Linked DNA regions of Homo sapiens: region 2 is linked to region 1. Evidence: chromatin loops called from intact Hi-C (ENCODE). Cell type or tissue: CD4-positive, alpha-beta T cell. All regions are shown on one strand. Links, peaks and the distances in the headings refer to the core of each region. The heading gives the core; the rest is flanking DNA.

What was found. A loop is a pair of places that touch in the nucleus more often than their neighbours do. Peaks named below come from ENCODE experiments on the same cell type or tissue, not always from the same donor. Only the 100,000 strongest peaks of a DNase experiment are listed, where the experiment ranks them.
Region 2: a loop joins it to region 1, with 2.6 times the contacts of the local background. A loop is called at or near these places in 17 of 110 quality-filtered maps.

What each region holds. Positions count from the first base shown.
Region 1 is chr19:40,417,004-40,425,991 of GRCh38, forward strand. It overlaps SERTAD1 (SERTA domain containing 1), which reads right to left. Exons shown (of 2, transcript NM_013376.4): 1 at 8,864-8,988; 2 at 4,586-6,543. The coding sequence starts at 6,543. The coding sequence ends at 5,833. Among named protein-coding and RNA genes, the nearest start is that of SERTAD1, 4.5 kb to the right of the region's middle. RefSeq lists enhancers at 3,690-4,190, 3,856-3,975, 7,512-8,314 and silencers at 4,266-4,355, 8,357-8,446. In CD4-positive, alpha-beta T cell, for the core only: CTCF peaks have their summits at 3,799 (motif pointing right) and 4,000; DNase peaks (open chromatin) are centred at 3,948, 4,298, 5,436, 8,078 and 1 weaker place; H3K4me3 peaks cover 2,482 bases; H3K27ac peaks cover 2,446 bases.
Region 2 is chr19:40,606,956-40,614,955 of GRCh38, forward strand. LTBP4 (latent transforming growth factor beta binding protein 4) reads left to right here. Exons shown (of 30, transcript NM_001042545.2): 7 at 410-574; 8 at 1,265-1,414; 9 at 1,529-1,648; 10 at 2,575-2,706; 11 at 2,791-2,916; 12 at 3,577-3,702; 13 at 4,197-4,439; 14 at 4,904-5,029; 15 at 5,118-5,237; 16 at 6,110-6,241; 17 at 6,449-6,574; 18 at 6,961-7,083; 19 at 7,360-7,491. Among named protein-coding and RNA genes, the nearest start is that of LTBP4, 9.6 kb to the left of the region's middle. RefSeq lists a silencer at 2,899-3,228 and enhancers at 3,369-3,448, 6,950-7,497, 7,719-7,998. In CD4-positive, alpha-beta T cell, for the core only: no CTCF peak of the experiment used is centred there; DNase peaks (open chromatin) are centred at 3,116, 3,646, 6,876, 7,106 and 7 weaker places; H3K4me3 peaks cover 4,531 bases; H3K27ac peaks cover 5,201 bases.

The sequences.
Region 1 (8,988 bases), core at 392-8,391:
TTGGCCTCTCAAACTGTTGCGGTTACAGGCATGAGTCACCACACCTGGACTGTTGTGAATTCTTATCACGAATGGTGTGTCTCTCTGTGTGTCTCTATCTTTGTGTCTCTCTGTTCTTCTGTTTCTCTCTGTCCTTATTCTTTGTCTCTCTTTCCTAGTTTCTTTCTGTCTCATTCTGTCTGTGCGTTTCTCTCTCCCTCTCTCTCTGTCATGCTTTCCCTCACCCAAGGGGGTGTGGCCACGGGAAGCTAAGTTGGGGGTGGCCCCAGTGTCCTGGTTCCGGCTGTGGCCACCGCAGTAAACACAGGACATCCTGTGAGGCTAGGGAAGGAGGTGGACGCTTCTTCTCAGGGACCACCCTCTCCAGACTCAGTCTGAGCCAAGCAGGAGCCTTGGCCTGCCCTGCGTGGCCTAGCCACTCCGCCCCACCCAGTCCAGCCAAGGGACACTGGTGTCTCCCTCGATCCCACCGTTCACGCCCACCCCCACACCCCAGTCCTCTCTCCTGAGCTCCCGGCCCAGGGCCCGGGCAGCTCCATGCCTTCCCCTGGGTGTCTCCCCAGCCTCTTGCACCCCCTGGGTCCCTCCTTGGCCTCAGCCCCAACCCCAGACTTGCTTCTCTCCCCAGTTGCCATCTCAGGGATGGCCCCAGTGTCTCCCAGTCCCCTGATTAGAGCCCTGAGCCTGGTCTGAGACCCCTCCTCCAGGCCTTGTCAGTCCCACAGCCTGTCTGCTGGGCCTCCTGAGTGCCTCTTCCCTCCCAACAGCTGCTCCGTCCCTCCCCAGATTCTCCACCCCTGGGATCCTGGGCTCCTGGCCTCCAGTGTCACCTCCCCGACGATGCCACCCACCTAGTGAAGGGATCCTTTTACTTCATGACTCCCCAGCATCTTCAGAGTTAAGTCCCCCATCCAGGGTCCTATATGCCCTGGCCCCTGCGGACCCTTCCAGTCTTGTCATTTACCTTACTGCTTTCCTCCTCCTTCCAGCCAAACCCAGCAGCTTAGAGATCCCTGAAAATGTTGTAGGGTCTCTCTCTCAGTGACCCTTGCTGTTTCCTTGCCCACCAGAACAATAGTTCTTTGGGGCAGATACTGTTACTGTTCCAGTTTACAGGTGAGGACCCCGAGGCTCAGAGAAGTTAAGTACCTTGCCTAGAGTCACACAGCCACAGAGCGGTAACTCTTTTTTCTTTTCTTTTCTTTTCTTTTCTTTTCTTTCTTCCTTTCTTTTCTTTCTTTCTTCCTTTCTTTCTTTTCTTTCTTCCTTTCTTTCTTTCCCTTCCTTCCTTTTTTCTTCTCTCTCTTTCCTTTCTTTCTTCCTTCCTTCCTCTCTCTCCCTTCCTTCCCTCCCTCCTTCCTTCCCTCCTGCCTTCCTTCCTTCCGTCCTTCCTTCTTTCTTTCTGACAGGGTCTTGTTCTGTCACCCAGGCTGGAGTGCAGTGGTGCAATCATGGCTCATTGCAGCCTCAAACTCCTGGCCTCAAGTGATCTTCTCACCTCAACCTCCTGAGTAGCTGGGACTACAGGCGTGAGCCGTCGCATCTGGCCAAAGCTGGGGTTCAAACCCAGGCAGTCTGGCTTTCAGGAACAGTCTCTTCTCTCCAGCTTACTGCTTCAATAATATCTCTGTTAGATTTCTAAAGTGTGCCGGGACTGCATACCATAGGTGCTCAATAAGTGTTTTTTAATTTTGTTTGGTTTGGTTTTTTTGAGATGGAGTCTCGCTCTGTCGCCAGGCTGGAGTGCAGCAGCACAATCTCGGCTCACTGCAACCTCCGCCTCCCGGGTTCAAGTGATTCTCCTGCCTCAGCCTCCTGAGTAGCTGGGATTACAGGCCCGCCACCTTGCCCAGATAATTTTTGTATTTTTAGTAGAAATGGGGTTTCACCATGTTGGCCAGGATGGTCTCAATCTCTTGACCTTGTGATCCACCTGCCTCGGCCTCCCAAAATGCTGGGATTACAGGCGTGAACCACCATGCCCGGCCACTCAATAAGTGTCTAATGAATAGGGACAGAGGTAGAAGGTGAGCCTTGGAAAGTACAGAATTCAGACCCCAGAGAAGTGGGGTAATAAGGGCCCAGGGGCAGGGGAGAGATGTGGTCAGATTTACCCTTTACATAGGGATAGGCACACAGTAGGTGTGTGCTCATAAATTTTTGCTGAATGAAGGACAGGAAGAAGGGAGGGAGGAAAAAGAGACAAGATAGCTGGTCACAGCTCTTCCAGGTGTGAGAGAGAGAGAGAGAGTGTGTGTGTGTGTGTGTGTGTGTGTGTGTGTTTTGGGGGTGGTCTGTGAATGCCATGGAGGAAAGCTGGCCTAGGGGGCGTCATGGCGAGCATACACAGAGGCTCTGTGAAAGGTGGCAGTTGTGCCAGGGCTGGCGGCTCAGCTAGGAATGGTGTGGGCCCTGGAGTCTGCTGGCCAAGGTGGTGTGGCCTCCTGGGGTTGAGCCTGAGGGTGGAGCAGCACACCAGAGCCAGGGAGCCTGCACAACCCATCTGGGGGTGACACATGGGGAGAGAGGGGCAGGTCCTCACACATGAGCCATTCATAAACCTGAGGGCACCGGGCAGACGGGACCAGGGCTGATGTAGCCCATATGGTGCTTTTGTGTAAAAGACATGCCCCTTCCTGGAGGTACTTGACCTCCATCTGCTGGGAAACTTGTAATAAATATGTAAATGCAGGGTACCTGGAACACCAGTGGCAGCCCCTTACATACGGAGCCTATATGCAGTGCACAACCTATGCAACTGTACCTAGAGGCTCTGGGGAGAGGGGCCATCAGTGGCAAAGCAGGCACAGGGGCAGACGGAAGGATCAGCTCACCCCATATTGGGCCTCGGAGACATCAGAAACAGGTCCTTAGCTGGGCACAGTGGTTTGTGCCTATAGTCCCAGCCACTCTGAGGGCTGAAGCCAGAGGATCCTTTGAGCCTAGGAGTTCAAGGCTGTACAGCACTATGATCACTCCTCTGTACAGACAGTGCTCTCCAGCCTGGACAACACAGTGAGACCCAATCTCTTTGAAAAAGCGGGGAAAGGAAAGAATAAGAAACAGGCCCACGGGAATCCCAGCACTTTGGGAGGCTGAGGTGGAAGGATTGCTTGAGCCTGGGGGTTCGAGACCAGCCTGGACAACATAGGGCAACACTGTCTCTACAAAAAATTTAAAAAATCGGCCGGGCATGGTGGCTCACGCCTGTAATCCCAGCACTTTGGGAGGCTGAGGCAGGGCGGATCACTTGATATCAGGAGTTCAAGACTAGCCTGGCGAACATGGTGAAACTCTGTCTCTACTAAAAATACAAAAAATTAGCCGGGCATGGTGGCAGGCGCCTGTAATCCCAGCTACTCGGGAGGCTGAGGCAGAATTGCTTGAACCCAGGAGGCAGGGGCTGCAGTGAGCCGAGATTGCACCATTGCACTCCAGCCTGGGCGACAGAGCGAGAATCCATCTCAAAAAATAATAAATAAATAAATAAATAAAAATAAGAATAAAAATAAAATCAGTTGGGCGTGGTGGCGTGCACCTGTAACCCCAGCTAATTGGGAGGCTGACGCGGGAGGATTGCTGAAGCCCAGGAATTCGAGGCTATAGTGAGCTATGATCGCGCCACTGCACTCTCCAGCCTGGGCGACAAAGCGAGACCCCGTCTCTAAAAAAAAAAAAAAAAGAAAAAGAAAAGAAAGAAACAGGCCCGCAGAGTGTTGTAAACAGAGGGCGTTCATGATCCCTCGACCACTGGACAGATGTCCGGGGAACCCAAGACGGCGGCACCGCAGAGCCCGACTGGGCACCAGGGGGCGGTGCTGAGCTCAGCCCAGGCGCCCAAGTTTTGAGTCTGCGGCAAAGCAGTCCGAGTCCCATTTGCCCGGGGCTGGAGTCACTCGGGGTTGGAGTCAGGCGCCTGGAAGACCCTCAGCCTGGACGACAGCTCCCCGCAGGCCATTTTCACCCGCTTCCGCGGCCCGCCTCATCCACTTCCAGAAATGGGCACAACTTCCTCTGCTCCTCCAGGAAGCGCCACTCTGCCCGCCCCTTCCCGGCCCCTGGGGCCGACCCAGGCTCCCCATCTGGCCCAGCTCCACTCCTGCCTCTGCCTCCCCGAGGCTTCTGGCCAGAAGCGAGGCTCTGGGACCCCACGATGGCGGCGTTTCCCTCACTCAAGGCCCCGCTGGCCCCTCGGGTCACCGTCCAGCCCCCTGCGCCTCTCTCCATGCGCACCCGCAGTTTTCACGGTGACACTCCCTCCCCTCCGTGCACCCCCCCTCAGGCTCCGCCCTGTCCCTGCGGCCGTCAGGAAGGACGCAGCCTGGGTCCCGTGCCAGGCCGCTGAGTGTGCGGCCCCTCCCAGCCAGGCCTGGAATGCGGCTGGACCGCGGGGGCGGCCGCTGACACCCGGCGCTCCAGCCAGGCCCAGCACACGGGCAGGTGGCCCCAGCTCGTCCGGGTCTGGGTTTCTTCTAGAAGGAAGGCACAGCTGCCTGCCCTGAGCTCCCTCTCTGCAGTCCAGCTACCAAGCCTAGTGGCTTTATTTCAGACACAGCTCCAAGCGTCCCTATCCTTTGCCCAGAGATTTAAGACCAGGAGTGAATTTTATTTTTAAAAATGGGCTGTTGTCCCCCTTTCCTCCCCCATTTTCCTGGAGAGCCGACTCTCAGGGCTCCTTGGAGAGGATCTGTCCAGGGTCCAGGTTTTGTGTTTTTATTTCGGGACCATTCTGAAAGCAATCTCCCCTTCGCTCCTCAATAAATACAGGTAGACTCCAGGCGAGGACTTGCTTTCATTTTTAAAAAGTTGCCTTGACTTCCTGCTAGCAAAGAAAAGAAATAAAATTTAAGAAAAAAAAAAAAAGGCCAGGCACAGTGGCTCACGCCTGTAATCCCAGCACTTTGGGAGGCTGAGGCAGGCAGATCACGAGGTCAGAAGATGAAGACCATCCTGGCTAACACGGTGAAACCCTGTCTCTACAAAAAATATAAAAAATTAGTCGGTCCCAGCTAATTGGGAGGCCGAGGCAGGAGAATCGTTTGAACCTGGGAGGTGGAGGTTGCAGTGAGCCGAAGTCACGCCACTGCACTCCAGCCTGGGCGACAGAGTAAGAATCTGTCTTAAAAAAAAAAGAAAGAAAAAAAAAAAGTGGCCTGGTAGGAGGATCGCTTGAGCCCAGGAGTTTGAGGCTGTAGTGAGCCATGATCAGACCACTGTACTTCAACCTGGGTGACAGAGCGAGACCCTATCTCAAAAAAAAAAAAAAAAAAGTTCATAATTTAAAACCCACCTCAAGTGATAATCTTGGAACCTTGGTTTTCTCACCTGTAAAATAGGGATGATAATACTACCGATCTTGTAGGGCTGTTATAGGATTAAATGAGTTAACACAGTGACGTGCTTAGAAACTGTGCCTCGTACACAGCCTACGCCCAATAAAATGTTTGATGTTTTTATCTCGCCTTCACATTTGCCCAGAGACAAAGCAGCACACGGATTTGAGATTTCCCAGGACTGGCTTTAATTTGAAAAATCTGATTGGGGTCTCTTCCCGTATCAGAGAAGGAACAGCCCAAGCTATGACCCCAGGGCCAGGGAATTCAGTCCCCACCAGACCCTGTCATTCCATCACTAGGGGGTAATTCCAGGCTCCCCCTGCCAGCCCTGAGACAGGAGGACGGATGTGAAGTTGCCCAGGACTAGATTCTGTCTCTCCAAAGTGGCCCAAGCCCTGTTCTCTGTACTAGGGAAGCCAGCTGTGTCTTTTCGAGGACAGTTGGTCCAGCCAGCAGGCTCAGTTCAGATACCAGACAACCATTCCAGCACGAGGGCTCAGCGCCCTGGCCCCGGCGGTCGCTCCAGTGCCTGTGTGCCCACCAGCACATCCATGAGGTAGTCCAATTCGGCCTCGTCCAGCTCCGGAGCTTCCTCCTTGCCCGGCCCATCCTCAGGGCCTGGTTTGAGGCCCTCAGAGGCTGGTGCCCAAAGTTCATTGTCATACATAGAGGTGTCAATATCCTCAAACAGGCCCTCAAGCCCATCGTCCAGTAGACAGCCAGTGGCTGGGCCCAGCAGGTCCAAGGCACCCAGGCTGGGCGCTGCTCCCCCGATGCTACGGCCTGGTGGCCCCTCGTCTGCCAAGGGTTGGGGAGCCTGACTCAGGCCCTCAATGTGGCTGAGGTCCTCCAGGAGGCTGGCCATGGAGGCTGAAAGGGCAGCGTCCGAGCTTGCCAGTAAGTTGTCAGCCACACTGGGGGCTGCAGGTGGGCTAGGCACAGGTGGCAGGGCAGCCGCGGGTGCCATGGACGCCTGGATGCGCCGCAGAGTGTTCACGACCAGCACCAGGTGCCGCAGGTCCGGCTCACTCTGCTGCAGGCTGTGGTGGAGCTTGAGCACTGAGAGGTCAAAGAGGGAGCTAGAGGCCACGGCCGGGGGTGCCTGTGCCACCGCTGTGTGGCCAGGATCTAGCCACCAGGAGTCGACTGCCAGAGGTTCCTTCTCCTCCTCCTCCTCCCGTTTCCGCTTCAGACCCTTGCTCAGCATCTGCAGAGGGCAGGGAGTTATGGAGTTATAGTCAGTTATAGAAAACAAATGTTAAGTTCAAAGCCTGGATCTGACAGTTGCTGCAGGTAGGATCTTGGGGAAGTCACTTAACCTCTCTGTGCCTAGCTTTTCTTAGGGAACTTTAAAGATATAGACAATTTTTATTTAACTGTATATGTATATTTATAGATTTTTTTTGAGATGGAGTCTCGCTCTGTTGCCCAGGCTGGAGTGTAATGCCGTGATCTCAGCTCATTGCAACCTCTGCCTCACAGGTTCAAATGATTCTCGTGCCTCAGCCTCCCCAAAAGCTAGGATTACAGGCACATGCCACCACACCCGGCTAATTTTTATATTTTTAGAAGAAGCATGGTTTCACCATGTTGGCCAGGCTGGTCTCGACCTCCTGGACCTCAAGTGATCCGCCCACCTCTGCCTCACAAAGTGCTGGGATTACATGCGTGAGCCACCGCGCCTGGCCTATAGACTTCTTAAATTTTAAATTTTATATTTAAGTATATTTATAGACTTTTTTATCTGAAAAAATAAAGATGGGGTCTCACTATATTGCCCAGGCTGGTCTCAAACTCCTGGCCTGAAGCGATCCTCCCCCCTCAGTCAATAAGTACTTTTTTTTTTCCCTTTTATTTTTTTGTAGAGACATGGTCTCACTATGTTGCCCAGGGTGGTCTCAAACTCCTTGCCTCAAGCCATCCTCCTTCCTCAGCCTCCCAAAGTACTGAGATTACAAGTGTGAGCTGCCTCACCCTGCCAATAAGTACACTTAATGATAACATTATTATTTCTTCAGTGAACCATGTGGAATGGCCAATATTCAACTTTTTCCCCTACAAAAGCAGCTGTTTCACATATTTTATTATAATAACATAATTATATCTAAATAAGTTATAATATTATAAATACTAAACTAGTTTCACGTAGTTTAATATTTATTGTCTACTATGACTATGTTTCAAACAGTAAATAAATAAGGAAACACAGGAAATGTACAGAGAATTACAGGAAGACACTAAAAGTTCCTAGAGACCTTTTAGATCATCAGAGAAGGCTCCTGTAAGGAGGTGACATTTGAATGGAGCCCTCAGGCCAGAGAAGTCAGCCATGGGAGACCCTGGGAAAAGCATTCCGGGAGGAGGGAACAACAAAAAAAGGCAGAGAAAAGCCCAGAGGCTGGATGGGCTTGAACTGGAAAGAGACCAGCATGGGTGGCACACAGAGAGTGACATGGTAGGAGACCAGATTGGGGAGCAGCTAGGGGAACGGGCACAAGCCAGGTCACAGAAAGCCACATATGCAGAAGTAGGGAGTTTGGATTTTATCCTGAGTGTGGTGGGCAGTCATTAAAGGAATTTGAGCAGGGAGGGAATGGTGCTGTGAGCTGATTAGGTTTCCGGAAGATCCCCCCCATGGCTGCTTCGAGGAAGACTGTGGGGGGCAAAAAGAGGGGGGATCTGAGACCCACTGGTAGGCTGTACTCGTTTGGGACGGACGATGGTGATGGCCTGGAGTAGGAGCTGGTAGTGGCATGGAAGGAAGTCGGTCGAGTCAGGACTTATTTGGGAGGCAGAATAGACAGGGCTTGTCGGGAAATCGTGATCGGCACCGGGTTCAGTCACTGAGATAAGTTTGAGGGTCCACTGTTCTTGGAGTGGCGGGGGTAGGGCTGGAGTTTTGGACTCCTGGCGCTACCTACTTTTTTGGGCCAGGAAGACTGTAGAGTCCAGTTTCGGAACCCTGCCTAGCAAGATTTTAAGAATGGCCCACCACACTACTCAAAACAGGGTCTTCGTCCCCTTCCCCGCAGTCCGGGGAGTCCGGAACCGCAGGAATTCCGCCCCCACCCCCGACTCCGCCCCCGGGTCCCGGCGCCCCCTAGCGGTGCCCAGGCCGGCTTTCCCCCGGGGATTCTGGCCCCTCTGACCCCAGGACCCCTTCTACTGCCCCGATTCCCGGCTGTGATTCCTGCCGGCCTCCCGGCGCCGTGCGAGCCGGGACCCCTGGCGGGCTGTTCTCTGCGCCCGGCCTCCGCTCGCTTCCGGCAGTGGAGGCGGCTCCTCCCGAAGCGGCGGCGGCGGGGGCGGGTGAGTCACGCAGCCGGAGCCAAGAAGCCGGCGCCTCCGCCCCCTTCTCGGACTGCGGCGTGATTCACCCGGCCCGGCCGGGGCAGACAGCACGTAGAGGTCCGTGCGTCTCGATCCCGGGCAGCCCCGGCGGGCACCTGTCGGACCCAGGGATCGAACTCTGTGAAGGACCCGGCCGCTGGTAGCCCTTCTGTTCCCAGGCCCCTTCATTTACATACCTTGCTCACTAGCGGCCAATCAGAACGAAGAGGTAGCCACCCACAACCAATCAGGAAACGGCGGCGGCAGCATCGCTTGTTGGCTGTCCTCCGGAAACCCGCGCCTGGGTCGCGAGACGCAGTTC
Region 2 (8,000 bases), core at 1-8,000, 190 kb after region 1:
GGCCAGGCTGGCCTCAAACCCCTGGCTTCAAGTGATCTGCCCACCTCAGCCTCCCAAAGTGCTGGGATTACAGGCGTAAGCCACTGCGCCCAGCTCTCCCAGACTTTCTGGAATCCTTCTCAGACCCCCAAATCCTCTCGTCCCCCTCAACGACTCGACTATCTTCAGATCTTGAGATCCTTCTCAGAGTCTCTCATTCACCACTGACACCCCATTGAGGCTCCAAGCCCTTCTCAGACCTCCAGAGCCCACTGCTCTCCTTCAGACCCTCTCAGACCTCTCCCAAATGCCCCTCGCACCCACCAACCCCCCACCCCCAACCCCAGAACCATTCCCCTCTCTCCCAAATCCCTCAGTGCTACAGCATTCCCAGCCCCGCCCTGAAGGATTTCCTCCCTGCTCCTCGCAGCCCAACACGTGATCTCAGAGGCCAAAGGGCCCTGCTTCCGCGTGCTCCGCGACGGCGGCTGTTCGCTGCCCATTCTGCGGAACATCACTAAACAGATCTGCTGCTGCAGCCGCGTAGGCAAGGCCTGGGGCCGGGGCTGCCAGCTCTGCCCACCCTTCGGCTCAGGTGAGCCCCTGCGGCAGTGCCTAGCCCTACGCGCAACACATGTGGCGCTCATTCTACGCCCCACCCTCCAACCCTGAGTTCACTGCCCCAACCTGACTGGCTGGGCTCCAGCCTTGGCCACGCAGCAGCCTCTGAGACCCGCAGGCCTCAGACTGGACAGCATCCATGGCTCCACCTCCATCTGTAGCCACAGCCACCCCTCCATTCGTAGCCACAGCTACCCCGGAGCTCCCAAGTTAGTTTTTGTCTCCTGAGCGTCAACGCCCAGTCCCACCCTGTCCCTGAACTTTGACCAAGTCCTTGGCTTCTGAGACACTGCCTTCAGCTTAGCCCCACCCCAGGCATGCCCCTCCCTGAGACACCTCCCTGGCATTCTATCTTCTGCTTAAAACTAAATCTCACAAGGGAGCTATTTCCTAGCCTCCAACTCTGTCCCTGTAGACCCAACCGGACCCTGCCCTCAACCCTGTTCCTACCACCATCCCAAATGTGGGAAAACGCTCTTGGCCCCACCTGTAGCCTCTAAGACATTCTACTCTTTGGCCAGGACACCACCCCATCCCAGCCTCCAGCTCAAACCCCTGACACTCTCCAGCCAAGCCCTGCCCCTAGCCAAGGCCAGAGTCTGGGCTGGCCATCGTTTTCTTCCCGCTCTCTTGTCCTCTCTCTGTCTCTCTTACCTATTCCCAGAGGGTTTCCGGGAGATCTGCCCGGCTGGTCCTGGTTACCACTACTCGGCCTCCGACCTCCGCTACAACACCAGACCCCTGGGCCAGGAGCCACCCCGAGTGTCACTCAGCCAGCCTCGTACCCTGCCAGCCACCTCTCGGCCATCTGCAGGTGAGCTGGCTCTGGCAGAAGTGGGTGCCATCTTCAAGGGGCTGCCCCAGCCCCATAGTGAAAGGAGGCAAGAGAGGATTTGGGCTCCACTCGTTGATACCCCTTCTTTATCAGGCTTTCTGCCCACCCATCGCCTGGAGCCCCGGCCTGAACCCCGGCCCGATCCCCGGCCCGGCCCTGAGCTTCCCTTGCCCAGCATCCCTGCCTGGACTGGTCCTGAGATTCCTGAATCAGGTTTGCTAGAAAGAACTGAGGGCATTGGGCCTGCAGCAGTGGCTCACGCCTGTAATCCCAGCATTTTGGGAGGCTGAGGAGGGTGGATCACCAGGTCAGGAGTTCGAGACCAGCCTGGCCAACATGGCGAAACCCTGTCTCTACTAAAACTACAAAAATTAACTGGGCGTGGTGGCAGATGCCTGTAATCCCAGCTACTTGGGAGGCTGAGGCAGGAGAATCACTTGAACCCAGGAGGCAGAGGTTGCAGTGAGCTGAGATCGTGCCATTGCACTCCAGCTTGAGCGACACTCCATCTCAAAAAAAAAAAAAAAAAAAGAATTCAGGGCATTGATGGGGGTATTACAGGTGGGATTCTGGGGTAAAAGACTCCAAGGTGAAGATTCCAGGTTACAGCAAATAGGAATGGTATGGGCAGAGATAAGCGTTTGAAGGGTTGGGTGGTAGTTAGATCAGGAGCTGGAGTCACAGTTGGGCTCTTCTGTGTCAATCGAGCAAGCCATTTAACCTCTGAGACTCAGTTTTCTCATTGGTAAAATGGGGATGGTTGTTGAGATGCCTCTGAAGTGTCTGACACCTAGTAAGTGCTCAGATAAATACTTATGGTAGATAATTATTTTTCATTATCTAATATTAGATAATTATTTCTCAGGTAGGGCACTAAGAATGTATCTCAGGCGGAGGGTTGGAGAGCAAACTATTCAAAGCCAGAGACCTTGGGGTGGCATGATGAGGGGATTCGGCCAAGGATCTGATGAGAACGTTCCAGGATAAAAAAGATGGAGATCAGAAGAAGACTGGGCTTGCTTGGGGAGGAGACATCCATGAAGGTGTTTTATGGATGTCTCCGGGGGTGGGGGTTTTACTGGGATGAAAGGAACGGAGGATTCAGAGATGGGGGAACCCTGGCTGACTGGACCCCCCAGGTCCCTCCTCCGGCATGTGTCAGCGCAACCCCCAGGTCTGCGGCCCAGGACGCTGCATTTCCCGGCCCAGCGGCTACACCTGCGCTTGCGACTCTGGCTTCCGGCTCAGCCCCCAGGGCACCCGATGCATTGGTGAGCAAGACGGAGGGCGCGGAAGGAGGCGGGGCGGGGGGCTTTGCCTGGTCACCTTGTCACCAGCCCCCTCCGTGTCCTCAGATGTGGACGAATGTCGCCGCGTGCCCCCGCCCTGTGCTCCCGGGCGCTGCGAGAACTCACCAGGCAGCTTCCGCTGCGTGTGCGGCCCGGGCTTCCGAGCCGGCCCACGGGCTGCGGAATGCCTGGGTGAGAAATTTGCCCCACCCGGCTCCAGGCCCACCCCAGGGTCTCGCTCCTGCTCTCACTCCAGAGCCTCTCCAGCCCTCCCACGCTTCCCCTCTCGGGTCCCGCCCCAGGACTGCTCTGCCCTGGCCCTTGGCCCTGCCCTTCCCTGACCCGCCTCCACCCAGCTCCAGCCTCCCTTTGACCCCACCCCTACCCAGCTCCCAAACTGCCAGTTTCTATCGGGGCCTGGTCGCAACTCGTATTGCTCCGCCCCCACGCCCAGGCCCCGCCCTTATTGGCCACGCCCCTCCCTGACTAACTCCCTCCCCCAGGCCCCGCCACTGTCCTGCAACTGCGGCAACCAATCTCCTGACCGCGACCCCGATTCCAACCCTGCCACACCAGAGCCCTATCCCCAAACTGCTCCTTTCTTCTCTAGCCCCTACCCCACCTTCCCTTAGCTTGGTCCCCAAAGCTCTCCTTTCTGCCCTTGCGCTACCAAACCCTGCCCTCCACAATTGCCTCTCTCACTGTGCCCCTCTCCGGCTGTCCTGGCCGGGTCCCCATCCTGGCTCTGGCCCAAGCTTGGTCCCGCTCCCGCTTCCCTCTACCCCTGCCTCCTTGCGTCGCTTCTCCCGGGGCTGTCTGCCCCAGTCCCAGCCGCCTGGTCTGTGCCTACAGATGTGGACGAGTGCCACCGCGTGCCGCCGCCGTGTGACCTCGGGCGCTGCGAGAACACGCCAGGCAGCTTCCTGTGCGTGTGCCCCGCCGGGTACCAGGCTGCACCGCACGGAGCCAGCTGCCAGGGTGAGGGCCTGGGAGGGGCAGCTGGGAAGGGGTGTGAGCGGTTGGGTAGAGCGCAGTGATGAGGGCCAGAGAGACTGAACAATAGGGCAAAGCGAGTTGATTTGGAGACAGAGGCCAGGCTCTCGAGCAGACGTGTGGCCTGATGGCAGTAGAGAGAGACCTGGGATGCAGAGGCCAAGTGATGGGAAACAGAAAGGCTGAGTCATGAAAGATGGAGAAGCAGAATGAGGAGGGATGGAGATGTCAGTAATCGGGTAAGGGGAGCAGAGTTATGGAGGAAAGGGGAGAAGGAGGCCTTCTCATGGGGACTACAGAGACAGAACCAGCCAGGCAGCTTAGTAGGGATTGGTGGAGGATGCAGAGTCAGATGATGGTGACAAGGAGGAATAGAGATGGGGTCACGGGGACAGAATGTTGGAGGGTGGAAAGCCAAAGTGACAGAGGTCAGGGAGGCAGAGGGGAACAAGTGACCCCGGGCCCCCTGCCCTGTGCAGATGTGGATGAATGCACCCAGAGCCCAGGCCTGTGTGGCCGAGGGGCCTGCAAGAACCTGCCTGGCTCTTTCCGCTGTGTTTGCCCGGCTGGCTTCCGGGGCTCGGCGTGTGAAGAGGATGTGGATGAGTGTGCCCAGGAGCCGCCGCCCTGTGGGCCCGGCCGCTGTGACAACACGGCAGGCTCCTTTCACTGTGCCTGCCCTGCTGGCTTCCGCTCCCGAGGGCCCGGGGCCCCCTGCCAAGGTGAGGGTGCTGAGCCCAGCCCTACTCCATCACTGTTTGCTGTGGAGACTGGAGAGAGATTATTGAGGGGCAGAGAGGCAGAGTGATGGGGCTCAGGGATGGAGAACAGGGGCTGAGGGATGGGGACCTCACTCCAGAGTCTTCTCTCCTTTCAACAAAATAAGGCAGTCCTCCCCACCCCTCCTCCCTTTTTGAAAGATACTCTTGTGCTTATGGGAACCCTGAGGAGGGGGTCACCTGAGGCAGGGCAGGCAACATGGAGTTGGTGCCTTAGCCCCCACCTTAGTAGCTGGAGAGACCATTGAATGGGGACACGAGGAAGGTGTCTGTCTTCCTGGGAAGAGGGAGCAGCCTGAGGCAAGTCCAGAAGGCAGGCTCAAGACTGGAATGCTGGGGTGGGTGGTGATGGCCATGGGAATGGATTCAGGCCCCTTCCTCAGCCTCATTGGTCCCCTCTGCCCCAGATGTGGATGAGTGTGCCCGAAGCCCCCCACCCTGCACCTACGGCCGGTGTGAGAACACAGAAGGCAGCTTCCAGTGTGTCTGCCCCATGGGCTTCCAACCCAACACTGCTGGCTCCGAGTGCGAGGGTGAGGCCGGGGAGGGAGGGAGGAGTGTGGATGGGTGAGGGGGGAGTTGGACCACTTCTTCAAGGCCACCCTCTCCCCTGCCCCCCAGATGTGGATGAGTGTGAGAACCACCTCGCATGCCCTGGGCAGGAGTGTGTGAACTCGCCCGGCTCCTTCCAGTGCAGGACCTGTCCTTCTGGCCACCACCTGCACCGTGGCAGATGCACTGGTGAGACCAGGCCCTGGCTGTGACCTTGGGCCTGCATCATGACCCCCGACCCTTGACCCAGATCACAACTATGACCTGGCCGTAACCTCCTGACCTGGACCTCAGTCCCTCAGTCCCCAGAGCCTGTGACTCCTGACCCTGACCTGGACCACAACTCTTGACCCTGAATGTGACTCCTGAGACCCAACTTGACAGTAACATTTGACCCTAACCATCACCCTTGATGATAGTCCCTGCCCATACCCTGATAGCAATTGTGACCCTCATGACTCTGGCCCTGAATGTGACCTATAACTCCTGAATTTGACTGTGACATTTGACCCTAATCATAACCACTAACCATAGCACTGACCATAACCTTGACTGTGTGACTCTTGGTCCTATCTCTTTCACAGCCCCTGCCTCTTCTCAGAATCCCTTCTCTGGAACCTGGTTGGGTTCATAATCCCTGACCCTGGCCCCTGACTTGAGGCAGAATTCTGGACCCTGACTATAACTTCTGATCCTAACTGGATTCAGATTCCAGTCACTAACTCTGACCCATGGCTCAGCCGAATCCCATCCAATGATCCTAGTTTATAATACTTGACTGGTCCCTTGCCCTAGTTGATTTCTGATCCCTGTCTGATCCCTCTCCTGACTCCAAAATCCTGGCACAGGTAGTTCCTAGAAACCTAGACCCACAGGACTTGCAACCATGGTCCCCGGAACCCGAGAACCTTGGTCAGCCCTACCCACCTCTGCCATAGAGCCCTCCCCCAGCCTCCAACTCATGAGACTTCCCACCACCTCCCCCAGACACCCTACTCCAAGGGGATTGGTCGGGTGTGTCCCGAGACTGGACCCTTTCTGAACACCCCCACCCCCCACAGATGTGGACGAATGCAGTTCGGGTGCCCCTCCCTGTGGTCCCCACGGCCACTGCACTAACACCGAAGGCTCCTTCCGCTGCAGCTGCGCGCCAGGCTACCGGGCGCCGTCGGGTCGGCCCGGGCCCTGCGCAGGTGAGCAGCATAGGGACCCGCCAGAGAGTCTGGGAGTAGGGCCTGGGTTCCAGGGCAAAGCCGGCTGGAAAGGTGGAGGCGGGACCAAGGCGCTGTGGGAGGAGCTTAGAAACCTGGCATTGGTGGGGGCGGGGTTACTGCGATGTGGGCGGAGCTTGTCTGGGAGGCCGGGTCCCGTGACTCCGCCCAATCTCCCGCGTACCCTAGACGTGAACGAGTGCCTGGAGGGCGATTTCTGCTTCCCTCACGGCGAGTGCCTCAACACTGACGGCTCCTTTGCCTGTACTTGTGCCCCTGGCTACCGACCCGGACCCCGCGGAGCCTCTTGCCTCGGTTCGTACCCGGGCTGATCCTGGCCCCGGAAAGGGTGGGCTTAGGGCAGGAAAAGGCGGGACGGGGAGAAGAGGGCGAAAAGGGGAAAACGAGTTTTTAGCCGGGGTATTCCAGCAGGATCAGGGGGCAGCTGGTGGGAGTCTCGAGGCAGTGAGGGGGGGCGGGGCGTGGAGATGAAAGGGCCGAGTCTGGGTATTTGGACCGTGATTGTAAAGAAGCTGTTCTAAACCCGTCGGGGGGCGGTGTTTGCAGGGAGGGAAGTAGCGTGAGGCAGGTTGGGGAAGGCGTGAGAGGCCTAGGAGAGCCGAGGGGCGGTGGAGGGGTGTGGCCTAGAATGTTAGGCGGAGCGGGAGGTGGGCCGGGCCTTCGGACGCCCTGTCCCGCAGACGTTGACGAGTGCAGCGAGGAGGACCTTTGCCAGAGCGGCATCTGTACCAACACCGACGGCTCCTTCGAGTGCATCTGTCCTCCGGGACACCGCGCTGGCCCGGACCTCGCCTCCTGCCTCGGTGAGAGGCCCCGCCCCGGCCTGATCCCTCCTCCCTTCGACTCCCCGACTCGCCGATTGGCCTCCCACCTCTGTCTTTCCTCCTCCGCTTCTCCCCTCCCCTTACCTCTTTCCCCCGCCTCCTCTCCTAGCCTCCCCAACTCTCCTCTACCCCAATCTTCTCCTGCCCTCTCCTCTGCTTCCCCGGCCTCCCCCTTCTGACTCTCCTCTCCCCTCTTTGTATCCCCCATCTTGCCTCCCTGCTTCCCACATCCGACCACCCGACCTCTCTCCTCAGACGTGGACGAATGTCGCGAGCGAGGCCCAGCCCTGTGCGGGTCGCAGCGCTGTGAGAACTCTCCCGGCTCCTACCGCTGTGTCCGGGACTGCGATCCTGGGTACCACGCGGGCCCCGAGGGCACCTGTGACGGTGAGCCTGCCCCCACCCGCCTTCGCTAGCGCTTGCAACGCGGTGCTGGAGGCTGCTCCCTTGGGGACTGAGGAGGGGCGCCCTGCTTCCCAGACTTAGGCGGAGGGAAAGAACACCCTCTCACCGTATCTCTGTAGTGGAAATAAGCCGCCACCGTGTCCATGTATTTTCTTGTGTCAGGATCACGGCCAAGCCTCCCTTCCAGCCGCAGTCCATTCCCCCTCTGCAGCTGAAGCCCGGTCCACATTTTAGGCTATGCCCCCAGTAAGACACCGCCCCAAAACTGTTAGGCCCCGCCCCTTCCAATCGGCCTCTGGATTAAAACCCCCTCTTCAGGCCCCTTCTCTTCCTAACAGAAGTTTGGACGTGCCCTTTCCGCGCCCTCCACCAGTCCTACTTCCAGCCTTCCCTCCAAAGAGGCCCAATCCCGGTGGCCCTAGGCCCCATTCTTTCCCAATGAGAAATTCCCAAGGTGAAATTCTCCTAGCATTGGCCCCCGCCCGTTTAAG